3 separate regions of the Homo sapiens genome follow, and all the other regions are linked to region 1. The links are chromatin loops, found by intact Hi-C in ENCODE. Cell type or tissue: heart left ventricle. All regions are shown on one strand. Each heading gives the region's core, and the rest is flanking DNA. Links, peaks and the distances in the headings are about the cores only. Region 1 has its middle 13 kb from the start of CPMER. Region 2 overlaps MN1 (MN1 proto-oncogene, transcriptional regulator). Region 3 overlaps MN1 (MN1 proto-oncogene, transcriptional regulator).

Region 1 (10,222 bases), core at 3,033-8,032:
CCTGGCAGCCTCCCTCCTATGGCGAGGTGGGAACTCCTGCTTCTCTGGCCTCTCCAGGTCAGGCTGGTGGGGTGGAGGCTGGTGAGCCTTGGGGACTGCTCAAATCAGTTTCAGTGTGTGCTGTGGCTGCAGCCTTTGTCCCCACCATTTCAGCCCCTCCTGAAAGGTTGGAGGAGTCTGACCCCACGGAAATCTCACCCACAGGGCTCATTCTTTCCAACCATGCTACTGGAGCCCCCATTGGGCACCCCAAGCAGCCCCCACCCCTTATGGCTTTGTCCCAGGAAGGGACCTGCAGGAGCTCTGAGCCCTTTGGAGAACAAATGTGGGGAGGGAAGAGGTGGGCAGAGCAACAGACGGGAGCTGATAAGGCAGGAGCCCACAGGGGCTGGGTTCAAATCCTGCTTCTGCCATGCAAACCTGGCTTGAACTCTAGGATCTTGACTCTGGGAGCCTCGATTTACCCATCTGTGAGATGGAGATGACTGGGGGACAGTGAGATAACGTGCACTGTTTTCAGTGGCTGGTTATTACCTCTAACTGTTCTGGTCATGAAGTGTGGGGTTGGATATTGATGATATAGATACAGAGATCATCATGGTGTACTGGAACTCCCTGGGGCCAGCTGTATCTTAAAACTCAGAATCTTGGAGAACCCAGAAAGGTGAGCAAGCCAGGGCTGTAGAGTATGTGCTCTGTGACATCCCCAGGAGGCTGAAATCCAATATGAGAACTCAGTGGAATATTCACATTAGGTTGGGATAAATAAAGACCTTCAGGCATATGAGTTTGAGAAGATCTCTCTGTTTTGAGAGCTGGTTTAGATTTTAGGATTGCACATAATAGAGTGTGAACTTTTACTGCCATCATTCATTCATTCATTCATTCATTCAGCAAATATTTATTGAGCATCTGCTGTGTGCCAGATTCTGTTTCAGGCTTGGGGGATTGATTCACTGGTAGACGGAGCAAAGCCCCTGTCCCATGGGGCTCACGATGGGGAGTGTGGGGCAATGTCTACACCTGTGTCTACGTGGGCCTGGGGGTTTGTGGAAGCATCAAGCCTTGCTACACATGAGGAAGCCAGTGTGGAAGGAGAGCATCTGCCCAGGGTCAGTAGCCAGGATCTGAACCAGTGCTATCCATCCAGAACACTTGTGTTTTCTTAGAATCTTTTCCCCGTGTTGAGTTAAAGGTGGGCATGGGGATGGGATGGTGAAGGGCTCCTGACATGGCCGACTTGAAGATAAGGGAATAGGCCAGGGCGTGAAGGGACCTGCAGCGGGTGCCCACAGCCTGAGTTCTGTGATCCCCAGAGCCTGGCTCCCCCTGGGCTAGAAGAATGCTTTGTGTGACTCCAGAGTATCGGAAGATCCTGGGTTGGAATTCCACTGGACTTTCTGCTCCTTGCGTGGCCTTAGGCAAGCCAGGTGGCTCTGGAGGCCTCAGTTTTGTCAGCTGTATAATGGGCTCCATGGCTCCCACTGAAGGCCTTCCAGAAGGACTGAATTCTCTGATGGGTGTGGAAGGGACCTAGAGCTGCTCAGGCTCCAGAATGAAGTGGCTTTTCTCCCTGGAGCTTGGAGCAGGGATTTCCCCCTTCAGAAAGCATCTGTATCACTCGGGGCTGGGGACATGGGGACACTTAAAAAACCCCAGAGGCCCAGGCCCTTGTCCAGACCCTCTGACTTACCCCACTGGATGTAGACTCTGGAATTAGGTCTTCTAGGCAGGCGGCATATCCCAGGTTGAGAGATTCCCCGACCGCTCAACTGTTCCGTCCTGGAGCCTGATGACCTCTTGTGCTGGGGAGGTGGAGAGGTGGCCAGGCCAGTGTCACATGGGGGTGGGGGATCAAGGGCTGTGAGCTGTGAGCTCAGATGTGGTTGGGCTGGGCTTCTTGCCATTTCAAGGCAGGTTGGCCACATCATTTGCAGGCCTTGGTACGAAATAAAAACACAGGCTTTTTGGATTACATTTGTCATGGGTCACTTTCAGAGGCTGAGGCAGGAGGATCGCTTAAGGGCAGGTGTTCAAGACCAGCCTGGGCAACACAGCAACACTCCATCCCTACAAATAATAGAATAGAAAAATTAGCTGCACGTGGCGGCGTGCACCTGTAGTCCCAGCTACTTGGGAGGTTGAGACAAGAGGATGGCTTGAGGCCAGGAGTGGAGGCTGCAGTGAGCTATGATTGTGCCACATCACTCCAGTCTGGGCGACAAAGTGAGACCTTTTCTCTAAGAAAAACAAATAAAAAATTCCAGGCCCCTTGTTCAAAAAGCAGAGAAAAATGGCATTAAGAAATGTACTAAAATATAAAGACTTTTTCCTTTCTTCCGTAGTCTCTCTCTCTTGCCTTGTCATGGCATTTTTTATTTGCTATTTAATATCCTTCTAAGTAAAGAAAAATTAAACTTTTATAAGTTATTAGCATGAATTTTACCACTCATCTTTATATTATACAATGCCTGTTTTAAGCGCAAATATTAGAGCATTTAACTTGTAAGCGGAATCACTGAAATGACAAAATTCATATTTATAGCTTGCACACACACAGGCATTTCATTATTACCAGAATGGCAGAAACGCTGCTCAAAACTAACTCAACTGTTATTATTATTATTATTACTATTATTATTGTTATTGTTATTTTGAGACATTGCCTTGGTCTGTCACCCCAGCTGGAGTATAGTGGTGCTATCCTAGCTCACTGCCGCCTTAAACTCCTGGGCTCAAGAGATCCTCCTGCCTCAGCCTCCTGAGTAGCTACGACTATGGGCACACGCTACCCTACCTGGGCTAAATTTTTAAATTTTTTGTTCAGGTGGGTGTCTTGCTATGTTGCCCAGACCAGTCTCAAACTCCTGGCCTCAAGTGATCCTCCTGCCTTGACCTCCCAAAGTGCTGGGATTACAGGTGTGAGCCACTGAGCCTGACCAAATCAACTGTTTTTATTTCACTTCTTGCCACATGCATACTGTACTAACACTCTCTACTTTTGGCTTACTGAAGAGTGAGGAAAGGCTGAAAGAAGGAACTGTGGGTTGCTCTGTCTTCCTCTTCCCTTCATTCTTTTCCTGCAGAAGTAAACATGAGTCCTTTAAGTAAACATTGGTCCTTTGTGTGTCTTAGAACATCATTGCCTCTTTCTGCCTTCAGGGTAAGGAAAAGTGCATGGAGAGTGGGGCCTTCTGGGGACGTCACCACTCCCACCTAGTCTTAGACACAGCCGGCTTATGACTGCCCCCGTCACACACTCATGAAGCTGGCCCTGCACCAGGGGTGCTACTTCCCATACAGATGGGGAAACAGACTCAGAAAGGGACAGACTCAGATGAGATCAGAGATGGCCAAACTAGGACCTCCCTGAACCTCAGTTTTCTCCTGATTGGATTGGAAATAAGATTTGCGTCATGGGGAAGGGGTATTGGTGAAGGCAGAGGTGGGGTTAAGCTCATTTCCCCTGCCTTCTACAGTTCAAGCATTTGCTTATTTATTCATTCAACAAACATTAGCTGACCACCACCTCCTGCGTGCTGGGCAAGGCGAACCTGATCCCACTCCTTGAGGAACTTCTAGTTTGGTGGATGGGATTCTCTATTCCTAGCCTAAGTGCACTGATTGGAAACTTTCAGACCCTGAGACAAACGTCAGGACTATGGTTGTCCTGTAAGTGGCCAGAGGGTTGGGCATTAGTGCTAGCGCCTGACTGAAGTGCCATGGAGATGGCTGCAAATTTGCTGGGAGTTTCAACAGCTGGAGAAAGGGCATTTCTGGAAGAGGTTGCAGCCTGGGCAAAGGGCAGCTGAAAGAGTTTCAGCAGAAACTACCAAAGCCTGGAACCTTGAGGACTAGGTGAAGGCAAAGATGGAGGTTTAAGCCAGAGTCTCTCAAAGCATTGCTCAAGGGTCATGTGACTCCAAATTCTATCCCCCCAGTTCTTTGGCCCAGGCCCCCAGCCACGATTTCGACTTGGAACTTGGCTCTCTGCATGAAGCTGAAGGAATTCCTCACAGCCCTGCTGATGGCCTAGATGTCTCAGGTTTCTTTTCTTTCCTTTCCTTTCCTTTCCTTTCCTTTCCTTTCCTTTCCTTTCCTTTCCTTTCCTTTCCTTTTCTTTCTTTCTTTCTTTCTTTCTTTCTTTCTTTCTTTCTTTCTTTCTTTCTTTCTTTCTTTCTTTCTCTCTTTCTCTTTCTTTCTCCTTCCTTACTTCCTTTCTTTCTTCTTTTTCTTTTTTCTTTCTTTCTCTTTTTCTGTTTTTCTTTCTTTTCTTTTCTCTTTTTCTTTTCTTTTTCTTCTTTCTTTCTCTCTTTCTTTCTCTCTCTCTCTTTCTTTCTCTCTCTCTCTCTGTCTCCCTCCCTTTTTCTCTTTCTTTCTTTCTTTCTCTCCACCTCTCTCTCTCTTTCTCTCTTTCCCTCTCTTCCTCTCTCTGTCTCCTTCTTTCTCCCACCCTCCCTCCCTCCCTTCTCTCTCTCTCCTAGCCTGGGGCCTAGAAGTCCCTCTGCTGAATCCCTGCATGAAAATAGCAGCTGCCTTGTTTATCCCACTGACTATATGTCCAGTAGTGTGCCAAGCCCGTGTATCTTTTCTACAAATCCTTACCCAACCCTATTGTTTTAGAGATGAGGAAACAGAGCTCAGGGAGCTGAAGTTACAACCCCAGGATCATTGTGAATGGGGGAGCTGGGCTTAAGTCCACGCCATTTGAAGCTCACCTGTGGGCCCTGAACCTCATGTTTAGGCCCGCATGCTCAAGTTTCCCTGCTCTTTCATTCATCTGCCTCCATTTCATTCATTTTATTCATCTGCCTCCATTACCTTCCCCCCTGCTTATGAACTCCTAAACATCCTTCAGAACCCTGCTCAAATGCCTCTTTGTTTTTTCAAGCACCCAACAAGGAACATTTCATTTCTCCCTCCTACAAATATTTGAGCACCTTCATATTCTAGGCATCGTGGTAGACCCTGGGGAAACACTGATGAATACACTGACTTGTTGCCACCAATTGACAAGGAAACACAAACCAGTACATTGTTATTAATTGTAAAAACAGTTATGAAGGACACGAACTGTGTGCTTTAATAAAGAATGATGGGGTGGGACTACTATGTAGTGGGTGATCAGAGAAGGTCTTTGGAAGAGGAAGGATTTGAGAACTCCTTCCAGGCAGAGGAAGCCAAGTGCAAAGGCCTAGAGGTAGGGAGAGTTTGATGTGTGTGAAGAAACAACAAGTTGGCCAGTGTGACTGGAGCACAAGGAGAAAAGAAAGACTGGTAGGAGGTGGATCAATGAAGCAGGCAAGCCTCCCTTAGCATAGTTCCCTAAGGCACTGAAGTTTAAAGGTATCTGCCTCCTTCCTGGGGCAGAGGGATCAGATCAAATCCTAGTGGTGTCGCCAGGGCAGGGCCTGACACCCAGGAGGTGTGCAGCTGAGATGGCTTGAAGCAGGGTCGGCCAGCAGGTGGTAGACAGCTCCGCCCCCTCCCTCCTTTCTTCCTTTCAAGAAAGAGGCCGGGCCCTTCCCGCATGGCTGGCTCCCCTGGGCCACCCTAAGGAACACCATAAGTCAGCTTGGTGGGGGGTGGACAACAGGGGCGCTGCTGAAGGACCCGGGAGGAGCCAGGGCGGTGCTCTTGTGGGAGTCACGCACCATCTGCAACTTGTTTTCCTGTGTCATTTGCATTTTCTCTGAAATTATTTTTTTAAGGATCCAGCCAAATGCACTGTCACGCAGGCTGCAGATTTAAAAGAGTGTGGGGGGTTGGGGGAGAGCAATAGGCACTGGGTGTGGCCCTTCCTGGCGTCTAGCTTCCCTGAACTCACTCTCCAACCCCCTCCCAGCCAGAGGCCACTGGGGCTGGGCTCTTGTTGTGGAATGGATAAGAGTCGTGAGTCATGCACAACTAGGGCTACAGGGGCATCCCCTGTGCCTGGCTCCATGTTCAGAAAGAGCCATTCAGACTTCACAAGAGTCCTGTGCAAGAGGAAAGCCCATTATCTGCCCTGCTAGGGACACCGAGGCTCAGAGCCTGCTCACAGCAAGCAGAGGGCTGGAACTTCCAGCACACTTGCAGGGTAACTCCTATTCTCACGTTAAGGGTGGACGGATCTGTCAGATGGAATACAGGACTGCCAGATTCACAGGCTATTGTCTCTCTGCTTAGGACAGGAAGGGTTCCCAGAGGTCCTTGAGCACAACCAACTATTGTATAGCCAAGGAAACTAAGTCTTTCAAATAGACGGGAAGGGGTGGGGTCAGGGTTTGAACTAAGAATGTCTGCTTCAGAGAAGGATGAGTTATATAACTTCAGCCATAAAACAGGCACGTCCCCTACAAATGTGGGGCTGGCTCTGCTCAGAGAGGATCGTGGGGGAGGTAGACTTCTGTGTGGAGCCCCTCCCTGGTACATCATGCATGCCAGTGCGTCCTGAAGGGCTGGGTGCATTCCCCTTAGTGGGACGTGAGATAAATAATTTTGAATTCCCCATTGAGACAGCTATTTCCTCCCAATTCCTCTCATGGCATCAGGGAAAGACTCCTGTTGGTGCTGATACCTCTTTTACACCTGTCTCCAACTCATGCTTGTCTCCCTTTTTGACAAAGAAGTCCAGAGCCTTCTACGGGCAATGCTGTCCAGCTAGGATAGAGTGGAGTTTTGTCGAGGAGCCATTTGAGCTGAACCCTGAAAGGTCACTGGGAGCTTGAGAGGCAACTGGGAAGAATATTCTGTGTGGCGGGAACAGCTGGTGTATAGTACTGGAAACATAGGGAAGCGTGGCACATTTTGTAGAAAGGGGAACCACTTGATGTGACTGTAGGTGTGAGTGATAAGGCAGAAAGGGGCACAAGGGGAAAGTCCCCTGATGCCACGTGAAAGCGCCTGGGCTTTACTCTATGGATGATGGAATGGCTTTGAGCAGAAGCAAGGGTTTTGGAGGGAGTGACACTAGAGGCAGCTAGGCAGTTACAGGATTCTATCAGTACTCCAGGCTAAAGATGATGGTGATCTGCAGGAGGACAGTGGTTGTGGTGATGAAGTCATCAGACCTGGCCTAACCACTAAGTTTTGCATAATGGTAATAGTGATGATGATGGTAACCATATGGTGAAGAAAATAGTGATGACGATGGTGGTGATAATGGTGGTGGTGATGGTGATGATTTTAATGATGATGATGGTGATGGTGCTGATGAAGGTGATGATGATGGTGGTAACAATATAATAATAGTACCAACTGACATTTACTTTTGCATTCTTCACCTCAATGTCATTATGAGACCACTTTCCCGTGGGATTGACACCACTTTAATCCCCATTTTTCACATGAGGAAACTGAGGCTTGCCTATGGCCACCTGGCTACAGAGTGGCAGAGTGGGGCTGGGGTGCCAGGTTGGCCTGGCCTGACTTCTGAGCACTGAGCTCTGGACTCCATGCATCCTGTTTCCAGCCAGCAGCTGGGAAGGGCTGTACCCTAGCCTTCCCCTGTGCCCAGGGTGCTGAGATGTCAGGTTTCTCTCTTCCTAGGCCCTTGTCCTGCTCTGACCCTATGGGCTAAGCCTTTGAAGGCTCTGGTTGCACTTTCGGCTGGGGGCTTGTCATCCCCTTCGCATCAGTAGCTGTGCTCTGGTCCCAAGCAGGAGGGAGGGAAACCTTTCCACAGCCCACAGCCCTTTCATGCCAAACCCTGGCCTGAGTGAGATGAGTGTGGAGGAATTTGGTCATGTGGATCTAATTTCTCTTGAAATATGCAGCAAATGGTGCTGGACAAAGGCAGGCTGCATTGGCTGGACCTGAAATATGTAGGTGACTGCTTCTGAGATGTTTGACAACTCCAAGACTCAGCTGAATGGGCCTGCAGTACCGGGCTGTGGCAACTGGTCCGGGAGGGAGCAACTGAATGCCATAGCTCATTCCATATGTGTGCCAAGGACACATGGACAGAGACCAAGATGCAGGGAAATTGGGCCAGGCTGGGTGACGTGCAGAGCAGGGCTGCGTAGGCAAAAGGGACCCTTCCAAATGGCACAGCATCACATAGTGTCAAGAGTGAAGTTTAGAAGTTATTTTTACATTTTCCTACTTCGTGTGACCTGAGTCTCTTGACCTGGCTGAGCCTTAAGGGTTTCTACTGTCAAATGGGGAAAGCAGATTTGGAGGGAATGGAACAGAGCCAAACTGAAGTAGGAGGCAGAACTCAACTCCAGAGGTGGGGCTCAGACACTGGACCAAATTGAAGACTAGCTAAAACAGGGCCAGGATGGAAGCAGCTTTCCACAAGACTCCCCTCACCCACCAGTGTGCCATCTCAGTTTACCATTGCCATGGCAACACCTAGAAGTTATGCCCCTTTCCATGACAACAACCCAACGACTCAGAAGTTACCATCCTTTTCCTAGAAATTTCTGCATAAACTGCTCCTTAATTTGCATGTAATGAGAAGTGGGTATAAATATGACTGTAGGACTGTCTCTGAGCTGCTACTCTGGGCACACTGCCTATGGGGTAGCCCTGCTTTGCAAAGAGCAGTACCTCTGCTGCTGCACACTGACACTTCAATTAAAGCTGCTGTTTACCACCACTGGCTTGTGCTTGAATTCTTTCCTAGGCAAAGGGAAGAACCCTCCCAGGCTAAGCCCAAATTTTGGGGCTCACCTGTTCTGCATCAAAAGCAGGCCTTTTTGTTTCATCTACACAGAATATACCCCCACCAATCCCACAACCGTCCTTTCCTTCCAGGCATCTGTTCTTCCTCTTCTCAATAAGTGCTTCTGCTGGGGGCTGCCAATCATACTATCCCACTCTCTGACTGCTGTGACTGGGCTAAAGATGGTCATGTGACTCTTAGTGGGCCAATCGGAGCTCTTCTCTGGGATTTTTGCCCTTGGGCTGGATGAAGGCAGCCCCTTTTCCTCCATGAAGATGAGTCCTGAGCTGTCTGTGGCTGTGTCCCCCACTCTGTGAAGATAAGGAAAAAAGAAAGTGACCAGTAAAAAGAGAGGCAGATGAAGTCAAAGGCAATGTCTAGATGAGGTTGGCATCCTGGGAGCCTGTCTCACACCTGTCCTTCTCACAGAATTTTTGGTAACAAGAGCTAAGAACAACTCCTGTTTTGCTTAAACTAACTGGATTTGTGTTTCTGTCTCATACAACTAAAACCATATTGATAAATGCAAGCCTTTCCTGGCTTCCAAGGTGCTGTGTGGTTCATTACCCTTGTTGTTCCTCAGAGCCACTCTTGAGATGGGTATTCCTATTTACAGATGTCAATAATCATAATCATGTCAATTTCCCAAGAACTCAATGCTGTGCCAGCTACTGAGCTGAGCTTCTCTTAGAAATTATTATACTGAATCCTACAGTGCCCCTGGAGGTAGTGTTTATTATTTTCTCCATTTTGCAGATACGGGAATAGAGGTGCAGAGGGTCAAGGGGCTTACTCCAGGTCACACAGCTGACAAATGACAGAGCTAGAATTTAAACTCAGGTCCAGTTTTCAACCTCCATGTTACTAGTCTGTGCAGGTGGTATTGATGATGAAGAGCAAAGATTTATTGAGCACCTACAGGGTGGCAATCACTTCAAACATGTTGTCTCTTTTAGTTCTCATGATGGTCCTATGAGGTAGACACTATTTTTATTCCCATTTGGCAGATGAATACGTAGAGGCTTAGGGAGGTTGAGTGACTTACCAAATACCAAGTGGCTAGAAAATGGCAGAGCCACAATGACTGTGTTATTTCAAAGCTGGTGCACAGAAATTCTACTTTGTAGGCTCTGTGGTGTTAAACTGATTGGAAAAGTCCTCAATTTCTCTTTACCCACTCCTTCTCTTATCTATGCCCCTTTATGATGTGGCTTTGCAGCTCCTTCCATCAAAAGATGGAATCTATTCCCCATGTCTTGACTCTGGATGTCTTAATTAGCCCAGGCTGCCAGAACAAAGTACCATAGACTGGGTGGCTTAAATAACAGAAATTTATTTTCTCATAGTTTTGGAGCCTGGAAGTCTGAGATCAGCGTGCCAAGCATGGTTGGATGCTGGTGAGGGATCTCTTCCTAGTTTGCAGACAGCCACCTTCTTACTGTGTCCTCATGTGGTAGAGAGAGGGAGAGATCTCTCTGTTAATTTTCTTATAAGGCCACAGTCTGATTGGATTAGGGCCCCTCCCTTATGACTCTGTTTACCCTTAATCACCTCTTAAAGACCTTGTCTCCA
Region 2 (10,222 bases), core at 5,155-10,154, 55 kb before region 1:
GAGACCCGCTTTGTGTGCCGGCCTTCATTTTAATCAGCAGCCTCCGAGGTTTGAGCAGCCAGTGAAGTATCTGCTCCCAACCCGGTGTTTGCCCAAAAGGGCACAGAGGGGAGAAATGGCCACGGGTTTCTCCCAGTCTTGAAATCCAAGGGGTTGAAACTGGGTTCCCGATAGCTTCCAGTTTGGGCCTGACAAGACCATATTGGACTGGCACCCTAGGTACCTCCTGAGTCAGGACTTGTCCTAGCCACAGCATCCCAAATTGTCATTCTCTCTAGGCTGAGAAAGCTGGTGGGATTTCATAATCACCACTTCCTTGAGAAGCCGGAGCAGAGAGAACTTTATAGTGATTGCATGCGTATCTTTTCACGATTTACGCATCATCGTAGGGACCCAAATGCCCTTTAAACATAAGGCAACTGAATCTAGCAGTTTGGAGGTCTTAGAGCATTTGTAATAACATGCTGGCTCTCTGTGAATGTCCCAGAAGGAACATCTTCCATGGAATGGACTTGTCCAAAAAGGGAGAAAAAATTCCCCAATAAACATCCCCATATAAACTCACATTGTTGAGGGAAATCACGTTTTCGTGTTCTCATCTTGAAAGCTCTGAGTCCAGCGAACTCACCTTGCCCTACTTCCCCTGGAGTTTATAGGATCAACTATGTGCCCAGAAGCTTCCATCTTATTCCCATCTTTGATCTCTCTGTGGAAAATCTTGGACTCCCCCAAAATGTTTGCTCCTAGGATTTTGCTCCTTCTGTCTATCTCGGTTTCTTGGGCTACAGTTTGACTTACCTATGCTGGTATTTGGTTTGGGAGATGCAAGGTGTGTTGGGAAATAGTTTAGGGAAACAGGGAGACCCCTTGGCGGAGGCGTATTTGGGACCCATTGCTATAGAAGATCTTTGGAAAGTTGGGGACTTCAAAGATACCCACAAGAGAACCAGGTCTTGTTTTTATCCTGCATGTCTCAAAAACAATCTGCATAGTTACTCAGAAGTATATGGCCATGGTCATGTCTTTGGAGGAAACGTGGACTAACTTTGGTGCTGAGGCACCCTTGCAGCTTTGTTTTTCCTGCTCGCTCTTCGAGCAGCCTGACTCATGAGAACTAAGTGGCCCGTTGATGCATTCAATTGTGAGGATTTAAAAGTAGTTTTTTTCTTCTCAGTGCTGAGAAGAATTTAAAGAGTTTTGGGCATGATGGTTTTGTTTGATCTCAACACTTGGGACAAAAATTTCCCTGGAGTGACACCGTCTGGGGGGGTCTTTCTGATGCCACTCGTTTTGCGTGGTATGACTAGGAGAAATCTCTCTGCGTCAAAGTTGAGGGCCCCAGTGTGCCTGGTCTGGTTTTCTTGGTCCTATTTGGGAACTCCTGGAACGTGAGATGACAGTTAATAAGTGAACCCCTCCACGCATGCGCACATGCGTACACACGTGCGTGCACACACACACGCGTGCACACACACACACATAACTTCTTGCTCATCCAGTCATTCAGGGAAGGATGAGATGTCAAAAAAAAAAAAAAAGATATGACCCTTTTCAGTTACTGTGAAGCAGTGTTTTCAGACGCCCTTGGATCTTGGAACACAAGCATTGTTGAGTGATTGGCAGCGACCACCAGGAGTAAAATACTTCTGAGGGACCATCTTATGATCAGAGAAGGGGTGGGGAAGTCGGCAGAAAACCTAGCCTGCTTTGAAATCCCCAAAGCTCAGTCTTCCAGAGAAAGCAGGGGTTGGTTGAGAATTTGCTGAGAAGTTAGTGGGTTCTTCCTGGTCCCTGTGTGCTGTTTGAAAGCGTCCTTGCAAGTTTTAGGGCCCCGATCCTGATGTGGACACTGTAGGTCCTCATTTCCAAATAAATCAGAAGGCAGAGAGAGAAGCACCTCCAGTGAGGAAGACTAGATGGAAATTGGGGTGCGGCGTATTTTCTCAGGATAGGGGCATGGCAGAGGGACGGATGGGGCAGGGAGAAATGCGTCAACATGAGTTGAAGTGTCGTTTACTGACTCTTGGGGTTCGCGAGTGGAAAATAATTTATAAATGTGGAATTCATTTATAACAACATCACCTGGGCTAGGCTGAGGGTGTATGAATTACTTGGCGGCTGGTGTCGGCCGTCACAAAGGACAGAAGGTTCTTGCCCAAGCTTTCCCTGTGGGGCTCGGGGCTCCCACATCGCTGCACATGCATGGGGGAGGTAGATCCGGAGGACCCAGCCTGAGACTGGATGACCGCATTGTGGGTCTGTTAGCAGTCAGGACCCGTTTCTGTTGAGTTAGTGGCCGAGGCAGGCTCAAGGGGATGAAGACCCAGATGGGCCCTGGGTAGGTCAGGACCCAGACGTGCCTGTGGCCAATTCCTGCAGAGGAGCTGGTCCCTTGAGGCCCAGATCCTTCCATAAAAGAGGGATGATGGGGGTGGGAAAAGGGAGTGACCTTTCCCCTGGTGATCCTGTAAGGTGGCCACTAAGGCTTCCCTCCTAGCAAGACCCTCAGGGATGATCTTGGCTTTCACAGACCTTGTAGGCAGGTCCCAATGCCTTGAAATGCAAGTGTGCCCCATGATGCCCTCCCACACAATATATATATTTTTCCTTTCTCTGAATGGTAGGCAAAAAGGGGACCAAAGTAAGTGACAAATCCAGCAAGAGGAAGATTTCCCTGACTTGAGATAAGCCAAGTGTGGAAAGGAGCTGGAGAAATTAAGAGTCTCTTCTTTCCTCCCTTCCAGGAGACCCCAGGTCCAGCCTTCAGAAGCCCTTAATGCTTTTGCAGTGAGACCTAATTGACTAAAAACAAATTGGCCATTTTCATCCCCTGCAATGTAACTTTTGGCGATTGTTTAGTATTTGAAGGAAGGGAGGCTGCAGATCAAAATTTGGCTTTTTAGAACAGGAGCAATTTCACGATCCTTATGCCATGACTATTTCTAAATTGTCTGGGCAGAAAGCTTTGAATGCCTTTTGCCGGGCTTTGCTTGCGTGCACACACGCACGTGCACGTGCACACATACCACACAGGCCTGAGAAGTCTTAATAAGAAATGAATAAATAATTTTCTCCCCCAAGAAGAAGCTCATGCAAAGTTTTGGCCTCGTTCAGTTTGAAGTAGACGCGTATTGATCTCCATGCGGTCAATTTTTGCCGAATTTGTAATCCTGTTAGGCCTCCGGGAAAGGCATGATTAATTTACTTGTACATTTCACTATTTTGGGTCAGTTTAGTTAATAAGCATTTATTTTGTGCTCAGCGCCTGTGAAGCATTTTGCTGGGATTAGAAGTGTGTGTGTGTGTGTGTGTGTGCGCACGGGCATTAATGGGCCCGGATTGCCTGGCATAGAATAATGGCCACCAGTAGTCTAGGTTCCCACCACCTCCTCAGGACAGGAAGAGGAGGCGAGTGGCGCCTTTCACCATCACTCGTCCAGGAGGAGGGAGAAAAAGCCCAGTCGTTGAGCAAACCCAGCCTCCCAGAACCTTGGAGACGGCCAAAGAACACGGGCTTCCTTCTGGTGCCTTGGTTCTCCGACCCTGAGAGTTTCCCAGCATTAATTCTTAATTGACTGGGAGTTGAGCACTCGTGTGGGCCAGAGGTCTCTGCACATGGGTGGACAGTTGGGAATCTTCAACCTCTTTGCAGTACCTTTTATGCTGCTTCCTTGACACATGGTGGTGGTGGTGGTAGGAGGATGTGTGTGTGTGTGTGTGTGTGTGTTTAACTTTTAAGAAATGCATCGTTTGACTTCCAAAGAAGGAAGAAAAAGTATGCATAAGTCTCGGAAGCTGAGAAAAGGAATAACAAAGCAAAACAGCCCTCAGCTTTGGCCTTTCCTAACACTGAGTCTGTAAAGGGGAGCATGTGTCATTTTGATGGTGCGAGCACTTCAGCCTGGCTTCTTTGGGGGGCCCCCCTCTTCCTCTCTGGGCTCCCCACAGCCTTCCTGTCTCTCTGCCTTCAGAAGATGGGCTAAAATTCCACTCAAAAAACAACCATCAAAATGCCAGGGTTCGGCCATAACAGTTTTTGAGAAATGGTGTTTTCGGCACCCCCCACCATTTGCTTAATTCCTCGCTCATCTCGTCGGTTCCCACCAAGGCCTTGCCTTTGCAGAGTGAGGGCCAGACGGAGTCTTTGCGGCGCTGAGCCAGCCTGAAATGAACTGAAGGCGCTGAGGAAACAGGCATTTGGAGAGATGAGGATACAATTTCTTTTTTTATGTGGGCCCGTTAAAGTCTAATGGACATTGGTGTCTGGCCTTAAATTTGGAGAGGGTCTTTATCTAACCCTTAAAACTGGAGTCGTTTCCGGTAATTACGACACCCCAGGCAAGACCACTAAATCTTCCAGAGGCTTGTCTGGATGGCCGTGGTGGGGCTGGGAGGGGCCATGGGGGGGGGGCACACCTGTTACCTGTATCAGCTATAATTATGACATTTCTAGACTCCTGGTTTTAAAGGAAGAATTTATGGGCTAGGTAAAGCCGGAAGAGAGCAGCCAGAGGCGTTCTGGCTTATGGCAGCGAAGTTGCAAGAGCCCCCACGCTCGGTGCCCATCACGGCCCCTGCATTTCCTTAATGAACTAATTTAGTTCCCCAACATTTGGTATTAAGTAAGTAGTTATTTTGGGAATCGAAGAGAGAAAGAGCTGGAAGACTTTAAAAAAACTTTTTGGAAAAAAGAAAAAGTATTGCATTTTTAAGTTTGAGACGTCTTGGCGTCCAGGCGTAAGATGTGGGGGAGGACTCCTTTGGTGCGACGTGGCCGGACGTGGAGAAGCGGCCGGCCCCATCCCTGCCTGTGTTTTTGCTTCTCGACAGAGGGGGTTTTTCCGTTGTTAGGAACGGCGGAGGCCACAACACCCAGACTCCGAGCAGTTTGTTTGGAAGTATTGTTTAGATTATTCTCGCTTTTCAAATTGAGACAAACTTGGTTTAATGGGAAAATAGCAGTATTACTATCTTGGTGTGTTTGCTTTAGCGTTTAAAAATAGTTTGTTTTCATATCCCAAATTTCATCCTTTCCTTGTTTGCTTGTTTGATGGAAACCCGTGTGTGTGTGTGTGTGTGTGTGTGTGTGTGTGTGTGTGTGGCGGATGCCAGCACGCACATCTATATAGATGCCGGCGATCAAATAGTTGCAATCGTCCAACCAAAAAACGATTGCAATTTTACATCTGGCTAAAGGGACTCATACCATTTGTTTTTAACTTAAACCATCTTGTCCCTTCCTTCGGCATCAGCACACCACTCCCCAACTCCCCCCGACCCACAACCCAGCAGTATTTATTTCTTCCTTAAAAAAAGGAATGCCGGCCTGTTCGCTAAGGTCCCTGTTGGAATAGATTTTCAGAGGTTATGTATTAAATGTGTTTGAGGGCGATTTCAGCCCTCAGCCTGGTTGTCCCAGTACTAATGGTAGCAGGGCCTATTACAGACAGGCAAAGAATATTGTAAATGGCTTATGCAGAAAAACCATTTAGATAAAAATGCAATTTTCCCCTCTGCATAGAGTGCTAAGAATTAATAGCACATTCTTTCTAAATGGGTATTTTTATATTATATTTTCCCCCTAATGAAATTCTTTCCCCAAACAAGAGCATGTTTCATTTTAAACTTTAGAGTAAAATTGATCTGTTTTTAAGCCTGCAAAAACTGGTGTCCTAGTTCTCAGCAGGCCCCTACCTTCCCTCCTCTGCGTCTGAGATTTTTGACATTAGATTGTGTAGCGGATGGTAATGGCGGTTGTGTTTTTTGACAGTCCATCCACATTGAGGCTGAAATAGAGAGAAAGGCTGGGTTTGCCCACATTTTGGGTGGATATGGGGGTGTTTGGCGGTTTCAACAAACAGAGAAACTGGTCCTGAAATCTGAGCCGTGTGCACTCAGGCCTGGCCTGGCCTGGGAGGAGGCTCAGTTCCCTGCTCCCTGGGAGTGCCTGTGATCCCCTAGGTGCATCCCCTGCTCCTGGCTTCTGTATGACTGCAGGGGAGATCCAGGGTCCCCAGTCCTGCTCCCCTTTATACGACTTCTGGGAAAGGGGCTGCTTCCAGCTCCCGAGTACCCTCTGAGGGGCAGTTCTCAGGGGCCGGCTCTCTGCCAAGGCCTCTGTGGCCATTTTGGGAGGAATGGAAATTCAGAACTTCTTAGAAGGCTGACTTCAGGCAGACCAGCAGGAGCCTGCGGCGGCATCATCGTGGAAAGTCTTTGAGAGCTTGTTGCACTGGCCGCCATGGGCCAGTGTCTGCTGACCCAGTTTTCCCTGCCTGGGTGTGTGTACGTGGAGATATTCGGACTCGCCTTGGCAGCTTAGACGTCCAGACTTGACAGTGATAGACCCTGTGACATTGTAGTAGGTGAACATCTAAAACACAAGCTTGTGGTTTTTCACTATCAATATGGCACTGATGTGAAAGTTTAGGTAGAATTCTAGAATGGGAAAGACCTTCTCCTGTTTTTTGTGCCCCTCCCCTACAACATTTTCCAGTTGAGATAACGAAAGCCCAGAGAGGGCAGGCAACTTGGCCAAGGTCACACAGCACAGGCGCAGAGCCAGGACAGGACTATAGTTGACCTTTGGCCTTGGGCTTCCCTTCCTGCCCCTTAATGCCCTCACCTGAGAGCTAGGATTTGATTTTATCTGGCTAAGCCTCGTGCAGACCAGAACTGGGTCTTAAACTAGAGGTTTCCAAGCCTTTTTAAAAAGCACCATGACAGGGCCGGGCACGGTGTCTCAGGCCTGTAATCCCAGCACTTTGGGAAGCTGAGGCAAGTGGATCACCTGAGGTCAGGAGTTCGAGACCAGCATGGCCAACATGGTAAAATCCCATCTCTACTAAAAATACAAAAATGAGTGGGGTGTGGTGGGTGTCTGTAATCCCAGCTACTCAGGAGGCTGAGGCAGGAGAATTGCTTGAACTCTGGAGGTGGAGGTTGCAGTGAGCCAAGATCACACCACTGCACTCCAGCCTGGGCAACAGAGCAAGACTCTGTCTCAAGAAAAAAAAAAAAAAAAGCAGCACGACGTACATCCCCTGGTTGGTGGTTGGTGATGGCAACCCTTGTTCCCTTCCTCTTGTGGAGGTGGACATCGTGCAGGAGAGAATTCTTGACCTTGGGGAAGCCGCAGTAGCACCATAGCCTGTCAGATGGTTGCTGTGGGTTTCAGCCCTGGCGTTTTGATTCTTCCGAGCTGGGTGATCTCAGACAAGCCACTTCACTGCTCCCAGCTTTCTTTCCTCATAGATAAAATTGACAAGAGGAAAAAAAAAGTGTGTACCTCACAGAAATATTGTGAGGACCAAATAGTATGTTTTAGCTAGCATTATAATTATGTGACTAAGGGCACAGGCTTTGAAGCCAGACTACCTGGGTTCAAACCCCAGCAATTCCAGTTCCTGGCTGTGTGTCCTTGGGCAGGTTACTTAATCTTTCTGTTCCTTCATTTCCTCATCGGTGAAAGAGAATAATAATAGTTCCCGCCTCATGGGGCTAGAAGGATTCAGCAAGTTAATATATATATGAGTTGATACTCAGAAGCCTGCTTAACACAGAGAAAGTACTATATGCCAGCACCAGATTTTACTGAGCACTGACTATATACCAGGTGGTTCGTATATAGGGCATCAGTGAACCTAGGAAGTGCATGGTGGCATTGTCGCTATTGTTTGTCCCATCTTAGGGATGAAGAAATGAAAGGCACAGATTGGCTTGCAAGTGGTGCCGGCTGGAGGGGAAACGATGCCAGGCTGTACTTCAGGCACTTAGCCCCGGGCCTGGCACTGGGGACTTGCTCAGTAAATGTCACAATGTCATAGGGCGGGGCCGGGCTGGGACCCACTGCCCCTGCGTCAGCAATTTCAGGCCTCACTATTGGGCCGGTGTGGGGCCGGGGAAGGGAGGGGAGGATTATATGTGCAGACCTTCTCCTTGTTCGGGGCATTCAGACCCTGTGGTCTGGTCACAGCCTGCCACCATCGGGCACGTGTTCCTAGCAGTGGGATGGTAGCGCCAAGGTATTTTTTACCACCCGACAGCTCTCCCTGTGCCCCCCAAGGAATAGTTCCCTGATATGTGTGAGTAATGGTCAGCCTTCTTGTGGAGGGAATCCATGAGATGAGCTGGTCCGCGGCCCCTGATCATTTTGCCAGGAGCCCGAGTCAACCATAAACAGTCTGGGAGCCAGCAATAGAAAAATTAAACCCCTGCGTCTGGCAACTCAGGTGGGGCCTCAGGAACCTGGCAGGCTCGGGCTGAACAGAGATAGCAAGAGCAAGAGAGAGAGAGAGAGAGAGCTTGAGAGTGAATGAGCGTCCCTGCCCCAGGAGATAGTGGGAGGGTTTAGGAGGCAGACAAGCCTGGGATCGAATCCTGGCTCTGCCACTCGTGTGCTGTGTGACTCTGGGCAGGTGATTCACCTCTCTGAGCCTCAGTTTCCTCACCTGTTACATAGGTATAATTCTTGGGACCCTCTCAGAGGGTTGCTGTGGGGCCTGAGCATCTGGACAGGTTGGTGAGAGCATGGGCTTTGGTGTCAGCCAGAAGGTAGCTATTCTGTTCCCATGTGGGACTCTTGGACATGTCCAGTTCCTCTCTGGGCCTCAGTGTCCCTGGCTACAAACTGGGAAGAGTAACACCCTTCCCACAGGGTAGTGGGAATGCTCTTCACCCTGGGGCAATATTGCCCCCCCCAGGGCATACTTGGCAATGTCTAGAGAGATCTTTGGTTGTCGTGGCTGCAGGGAGGAAGAATGCTATGGGTCCCTGATGGGTGGAGGCCAGGGATGCTGTTCAATGTCCTACAATGCACAGGACAGGCCTCACTACTCTCCTTTCCAGGCCCAAATGTGAATAGCGCTAAGATTGAGAAACTCTGAACTACAGTGAGTGATTGAGGTTAGGTTCAAAATAATACTCAGGGCTGGGCATGGTAGCTCATGCTTGTAATCCCAGCACTTTGGGAGGCCAAGGCTGCTGGATCACTTGAGCCCAGGAGTTCGAGACCAGCCTGGGCAACAAGTGAGACCCTGTCTCTACAAAAAACACAAAAAATTAGCTGGCCATGGTGGCGCACACCTGTAGTCCCAGCTACCTGGGAGGCTGAGGTGGGAGGATCATCTGAGCTTGGGAGGTTGAGGCTGCAGTCAGTTGTGATCACGCCACTGCACTCCTGCCTGGGCAACAAAGTGAGACCTTGTCTCAAAGAAAAAAAAAATACTCAAAACTTTCTAGGCAGTATAGTCTATATTCAAGAGGGCTGGCATATTTATTCATTCAACAAACACTCCCAAGCACTTAACCACATGGCGATGCTGTTCTAAGTGGTGGGATGCAGTGGGGAGAAAGACAAATGCCCTGCCTTCATGGAGTTTACATTCTAGGGGAGGGGCCAGAATGACAGACAACAAAGAAGAACGCAGAGAATTAGAAGAGGGGATGTGCGTGAGAGTTCCTAGTCTGGGCCACCAGGAAGGTCTCTGAGAGGCAGTGACAGTGAAGTAGAATCCCTGAGTGATGACGAGGAGCCAGCCACTAGTGTTCTGGTGATTCTACTTTTAAACACCTGGCTCTCTGGGGTAGGGGGAGAGAAAAATAAATGCTCTGATATGCAGCATCTGCTGATTCCCGTGGTGTAAATACTCCTAATTTCAAGCCACCAAAGTGATGTCAGCTGTCAGCCGGATTGCAAAATTCCTGAATATTTAACAATGGGCTCCGGCACCCTGGAGCCAGCTGTATCAAGCTCTGCAGGAAGTGGGTTGGGCAAGGGGACAGTGAGGGCAGGTCCTAAGGCAGGACGGGGAGTGGGCCTATTTTAGGAAAAAGGCATTGCTGGTGAGAGGGGAGAGACAGTTCAGGCAGGCAGGGGCCCGACTGCTCGGGGCTTGTAGGCACGGTCAGATTAGCAGTTTGGAGTCCATTCTAAAGTGTGGCCGGGAGCCAGGGGAGGGTGTGGAGCACAGACAGGCTGGGATCTGACGGCACATAGTAGATGTGCATTGAACGGTGCTTCATCTGAGCCCAAGGTGTCTGAGAAAATGTCTGTTTCCCTTCCCTATGTTCTGGCCCTTTCTGAGATGGCAGAAACTTTCCTTCTGGTTTGGAGCCCCTGGGCCATAGGTTAGGGCAAGTTAGGCTGTCCCCTAGGACAGGGTGCTGGGGTCCTAAGGTAAGGGTTCAGCCTACCACAGGTGGGAGGGCATGGGGCATGTCA
Region 3 (5,480 bases), core at 481-5,480, 49 kb before region 1:
AGGCCTAGGGGGTGAGGACCCCATCCAGAGACAGCATTCATCATGGTCACCCTGGCACCCTGCTGCCTTTGGCCCCTGAGGTGTAGGAGGGGTGATGAGGATTTCCTGCAGAGGGACCGGGATGGACCCAGATGGGGCTGGTTCGGGGTCAGGGATCTTCACCCCCATCTCTGCAGGGGTGGGTAGGGAAGGAAGGGATGCCCCTGTATGGGAATTCCTTGTCCCAGCCCCGCCCACCTCATTTCTTCCTCCCTTATCCTTGAGAACACTGGTCTTAGCCAGCTTCTGCTTTCGTAGGTTGCATTTGCCTGGGCCGCTGTGGTCTGGGCTTCAGCCACTGTCCTACCCGAGTGAGGCTTGTTACAGACATCAGGGCCCACCTGACTGTGGTGGGCTACACGAGGATGCTCACATTTCCTCCATTAGTCACCTGATGGCTAGGCATTGGAGTCAGATTTTACGTCCCAGACCTCGGGGAGGAGGACAGTGCAGGAAGCCAGGCCTGTGGCCTTCCACTGGACTGATCTCCTTACTGCCCCGGGCCTCAGTTTCCTCATCTGTCTTTTGGGTTAAACGGGGTCGTGGCGAGGATTAAGACAGATAATGAAAAGCACTCCGCCCAGCGTCTGGCACATTGCAGACGTCACTAAGCCTTGGCATAAATACAGATGCTTCTCCTCCTGCACAGGAAGCATCGGGAACCTGTGAGGGGAGGGGGATGACACGTTGCATGAAGTGGAGAGGAGTGGGCGTCCCCCTGTGGGATGGCTCATTCTCCAGTGGGCAGTGAGAGATTTGCCTGCGGAATTTAGGAGGGTGGTCTTGGGTGCCGTTCAGGAAAGAGAAAGTGGCCGCGGCAGCTGGCAGAAATTCCCTCAACGGCTAGATGTGTTACAACGCCAACCAGTGAGAAAATGAATCTGAGACAAAAATTGTGCATTTTCTGGAACTCCTTAGAGTTTTAAATACCCTGGCCCCATATACCCACTTCTTAGATTCCCTGTTTGTGTAGGGCTGGAAAAATCAGTCCCTCGTTAGTGTTGGGAAACTCCTCAAAATCACGGCAACAATGCTAATAATATTTAAGAGCGCATTAATCACACCTTCTACTCTGCATATATATGGTGACGGGTTCTCCACGGGCAGTTACCAGACAAACCATGTGTAGCCCTTAAAAGCTGTGCCTGGTGGGTAGGAATCCCTGGTAGCTGTTCCCACTGCTTTGTCATCAGCCTGGGTCACTGACTCAGGATAAAAATGATGTACCCTGTAGAATTTTTCTTTTCTTTCTTTCTTTTTTTTTTTTGGAGATGCAGTCTCACTTGTGTGGCCCAGGCTGGAGTGCAGTGGCGTGATCTCGGCTCATTGCATCCTCCGCCTTCTGGGTTCAAGCGGTTCTCTTGCCTCAGCCTCCCTGGTAGCTAGCATTACAGGCATGCGCCACCACGCCCAGCTAATATTTTGTGTGTGTGTGTGTGTGTATTTTTAGTAGAGACACGGTTTCACCATGTTGGCCAGGCTGGTCTTGAACTCCTGACCTCAAGTGATCTGCCCACCTTGGCCTTCCAAAGTGCTGGGATTACAGGCATGAGCCACAGTGCTGGGCTGGACTTTTATTTTTTTTTTCTCTCTCTCTTTTTTTTTTTTTTTAGAAACAAGGTCTAGCTCTGTCACTTAGGCTGGAGTGCAGGGGCACCATCATAGCTCACTGCAGCCTCCAACTCCTGGGCTCACGCGATCCTCCCACCTCAGCCTCCAGGGTATCTAGGACTACAGGTGTGTGCCACCACACCTGGCTAATGTTTTATGTTTTCATAGAGATGGGGTCTTGCTGTGTTGCCCAGGCTGCTCTTGAACTCCTGGTCTCAAACGATCCTCCCTCCTCAGCCTCCCAAAGTGCTAGGATTACAGGCGTGAGATGCTGCACCCAGCCAGAACTTTTCTTCTTGCTTGCGTCTCTCTCCAAATCCACGCTATGGTGAGCAAACCCATTTGACCGGAGGTTTCATCTCGATTTTGCTTTCGGAAGAAATCTCTTGTGATTGTCTGCCTCAAGTGTTCATTTAGGGTTTAATCAAATAAAGGTGGGGCGGTAAAGGGATTGTAGGGAGCAAAATCCTATTTGTAGAGAGTGGGGAATACCCATGCCCTCCCTTGCGTTTTAAAGACCAAGGCAAAAACTTTTTGCATGCCAGTTCCTGGGGGACAGAAAAATCTCTCAGGCTTTGGTTCCCCAGGTGTTTGCTCTGTCTCCCTCTCCCCCACCGGCTCCCCCTCCTCTCCTTTTTCTTCTCTCCCTTTCATTTCTGGAACAATCGTCCTGGCCAGTTCCTTTGGGCTCTTCCACATTCTTTGCCAAAAACAAAAACCATTCTTAACCCCAGATGACCAGGCCTGCAGTCGTTTTGTCTGGTATGTGGCGTCCGCCCGAGTTGGGGCGGGTGAGGGGGGGCATGTATGCTTCCAATTTATATTCCAGCATGCCAGCTTCAAGGCGAGATGGGGCTAGGGGAGGAAAAAAAAAACCTCAAAAAGTGGGGAGGCCAGAACCACTGAATTTCAAGAGAGGAGAAAGAGGGAGAGGGTGGGGGAAAAACAGCCAAGCCGAGGTGACCGGCAGATTCTAGGTCAGGCCAGGCCCGCCCTTTCAGAGCCACCCCCCAGCCTCCGCCCTTCTTAGCCCTGTGGTAGACTTTGGATTGTGCTCTGTATTCTATTTGATTATTATTATTTTTTAATGAGGTCAGACTGAAAATCCATCTGCCTGGGCCTGCCTGCCTAGGTTTGAAGGCAATTAAACTGGAGACTAACCTCTTAATTAGGGTTTCCCTGTGTAAATCTCATTTGATAAATTCCTTATCAGCCTTGGCTTTAACTACAGCGCGTCCTCGAGACGGGATTGAGCTCCCCCTGGGACCTCTAAGTGAATCCCCCAAGAGAGCCTGCCCCACTGCAAACTCTTCTAGCCAGAGCCTCCCCCAGGAAGAGCCGGGAGAGAGGCCCCTTTCAGGGTTAATTAATCAGAAAATTTAGTGGTGCCCGGTGATTCCGGAGGACTTGTCTGCCACCTTTGAATTCTCCCATCTCCCCTTCTGCCTCCCTTCTAGGTCTTAAAAAATTTTTTTTGGGTGAACTGAACTCCGCTAAAGGAAATTTGCAGCCCCCACTGCTTCCTTGTGGCTCCCCCTCCCTTCTGCCCAACTTGTTTGTCTGTGTGGATGGTTAGATTTTTTTTCCTTCCCTTTTTTAAATGCAAGTGCGGCTGGGAGTAGAAATGTCAGGGGTCAGGCTTCAGGCGGCAGGGAGCAGAGGGGCAGCCTCAGCTGCTGTCGGTGCCATTCCATTCGGGGAGAGAGCGGAGCTGAGCTTAACCCTTTGGGGCCCAGGCCCTGCCTCTGGGTTCAAGGATACTGGGCACTTCTTTCCCCTCTCTTCATTAGAGTCGGAGGGGACTCTGGCACCTGGACTCCTTTTTCAGGATTTTAAGCTACAAATCACATCTGGGGTGGGACAGGGCAGTCATAGCAGCATCACCTAGGAGAGTGTGAAGCGGGAGTTTTGGTTCCATCAGCACGTCCTGAGCACCTGTGGGTGTGTTCCGGACCAGGAGCAAGATGCCACTCATATGCATGTGGTCACACAGGGCAGGCTGGGCCACGGCGGTATGCACTGCTATAACCTCGTCAGCATCCCAGGAGATAGCCCCATTTACAGATGGGGAAAACGAGGCCTCGAAGGGGTGGTGATGTGCTGAGTTCCCCAGCTGCTAATAGGTTGGAGTGGACGCGAGGCCCATCTTTCCCAGTTCTGAACCCTCGATTCCTGCGTACCAAGAACCCCTGGCCACTCCCACCCTCTGGAGTCTGGTCAGAGAAGAAGCCTGACTCACATACAGTGTTTGGATTCCTTCCATCATTCTGTAGCCATCGAAAGGGCGGGGGGCCAGGTTGGAGGGTGGAGCATGTGCCATGTCACCCACAGCACCCTCCAGCCGCTGTGAAGCAGCTACCGCTGTGGACCCATTTTATAGATGAGGAGGGCGAGGTACAGAGAAAGAAGGGACCTGCCTGAGAGCACAGCCGACATATGGCAAAGCCTGATGTATCCCCCATTCTTTCTGCCCACTGGGTCTGACTGCTCCTCAGCATGAGACATCACCAGCCCCTGGAAGCAGGAACAAGAGCACAGAACTGGGGCCTCCCACCTACCGGCTCCCCATCACCTGTGGAGTTGCCCAGGGGCTATGCAAGCTGGATGGTCTGTGATATGGGGGGCTCAGGAGGGGGTATAGCTGGCCTGGGTATTGTCAGGGTGACAGGGGGTCTAGTCTGCCAGTGGCTTAGGTTGGTACCTGGCAGAGCTGCCCCTGGCACACAGGGCCCTTATGGAATTGTCACGACTGTTGCTATGTCTAAGCCTCAGTTTCCTCATCTGTGAAATGAGGATGATGGCAGTGTCAACCCCCTGGGGTTCTGCGGGCACGAAACCCGTTCATGCGCAGAAAGACTCACCAGCAATGACCTGCACCTGGGAAACTTCAGTGCACATTAATTGGTATTATTATCATTTATTCCTAATATTGGAGGAAAAAAATGTAGGTACCAAGGAAGTCTCTGAGGGAAGAAACCCCATGTGATAATCAACACCTCCGTGGATAGCCAGGAGGGTGGGGGTTCCCAGTGGGAGCTGAAAGCAGGAGGCCCTGCCCTAGTCTGACCCGTGGGGTGGACCTCCGACCTGGGGCTGTGTGGCCCTGGGCAAGTTGCTTCACCTCTCTGTGCTCCCTCTGGTGGGGAGGAAATGCCAGCTTCTTCAGTTGGTGGGATGAGCGTGGACCTCAAGTCTTCAGGGCGAGGGGAGGGAGATTTGCTTCATGGCTCTGCCTTTAACTGGGCAGTGGCCTTAGAATCTATCTTGCTGGCCAGGCCTCTGTTGCCCTGTCTGGAATATCCCCGTTCACGACGGTGAAGTATAGAGGAAGCGATCTGCCCAGACGTGTTTTGCATTCTCCCAGAGAGCTCTTTAGACCTCAGGGATTATTATTAGAATAATGGAAAGTGGGATCATTTCTCTGCAGAGTTGGGGGGAATCTGGGCACACGGGAGGTGAAGCATTTGGCAGCTGCAGGTTTGTCCAGGGGGCCGTTTGCTCTGTGTCTGCCCCTGAGCCCCTACCACTGAGAGGGCACCGTGGGGGTGGCGAGAGATACTCATGTACATCAAAGGATCAAGGCCGGGCGCGGTGGCTCACGCCTGTAATCCCAACACTTTGGGAGGCAAGGCAGGTGGATCACCTGAGTTCAGGAGTTTGAGACCAGCCTGTCCAACATGGCGAAACTCAGTCTCTACTAAAAATACAAAAATTAGCTGGGCATGGTGGCGTGTGTCTGTGCCTCAGTATTCGGGAGGCTGAGGCAGGAGAACTGCTTGAACCCGGGAGGCAGAGGTTGCAGTGAGCTGAGATTGTGCCACTGCACTCCA

Evidence for each region. A loop is a pair of places that touch in the nucleus more often than their neighbours do. Peaks named below come from ENCODE experiments on the same cell type or tissue, not always from the same donor. Only the 100,000 strongest peaks of a DNase experiment are listed, where the experiment ranks them.
Region 2: a loop joins it to region 1, with 3 times the contacts of the local background. A loop is called at or near these places in 14 of 110 quality-filtered maps.
Region 3: a loop joins it to region 1, with 3 times the contacts of the local background. A loop is called at or near these places in 10 of 110 quality-filtered maps.

What each region holds. Positions count from the first base shown.
Region 1 is chr22:27,722,500-27,732,721 of GRCh38, reverse strand. No RefSeq gene overlaps it. Among named protein-coding and RNA genes, the nearest start is that of CPMER, 13 kb to the right of the region's middle. In heart left ventricle, for the core only: no CTCF peak of the experiment used is centred there; DNase peaks (open chromatin) are centred at 5,543 and 5,911; H3K27ac peaks cover 2,757 bases.
Region 2 is chr22:27,779,936-27,790,157 of GRCh38, reverse strand. The region is part of intron 1 of MN1 (MN1 proto-oncogene, transcriptional regulator); the gene reads left to right. Among named protein-coding and RNA genes, the nearest start is that of MN1, 17 kb to the left of the region's middle. RefSeq lists enhancers at 4,234-4,761, 9,603-10,222. In heart left ventricle, for the core only: no CTCF peak of the experiment used is centred there; DNase peaks (open chromatin) are centred at 7,807 and 9,921; H3K4me3 peaks cover 726 bases; H3K27ac peaks cover 2,505 bases.
Region 3 is chr22:27,773,704-27,779,183 of GRCh38, reverse strand. The region is part of intron 1 of MN1 (MN1 proto-oncogene, transcriptional regulator); the gene reads left to right. Among named protein-coding and RNA genes, the nearest start is that of MN1, 25 kb to the left of the region's middle. In heart left ventricle, for the core only: no CTCF peak of the experiment used is centred there; a DNase peak (open chromatin) is centred at 2,655; H3K4me3 peaks cover 1,495 bases; H3K27ac peaks cover 1,979 bases.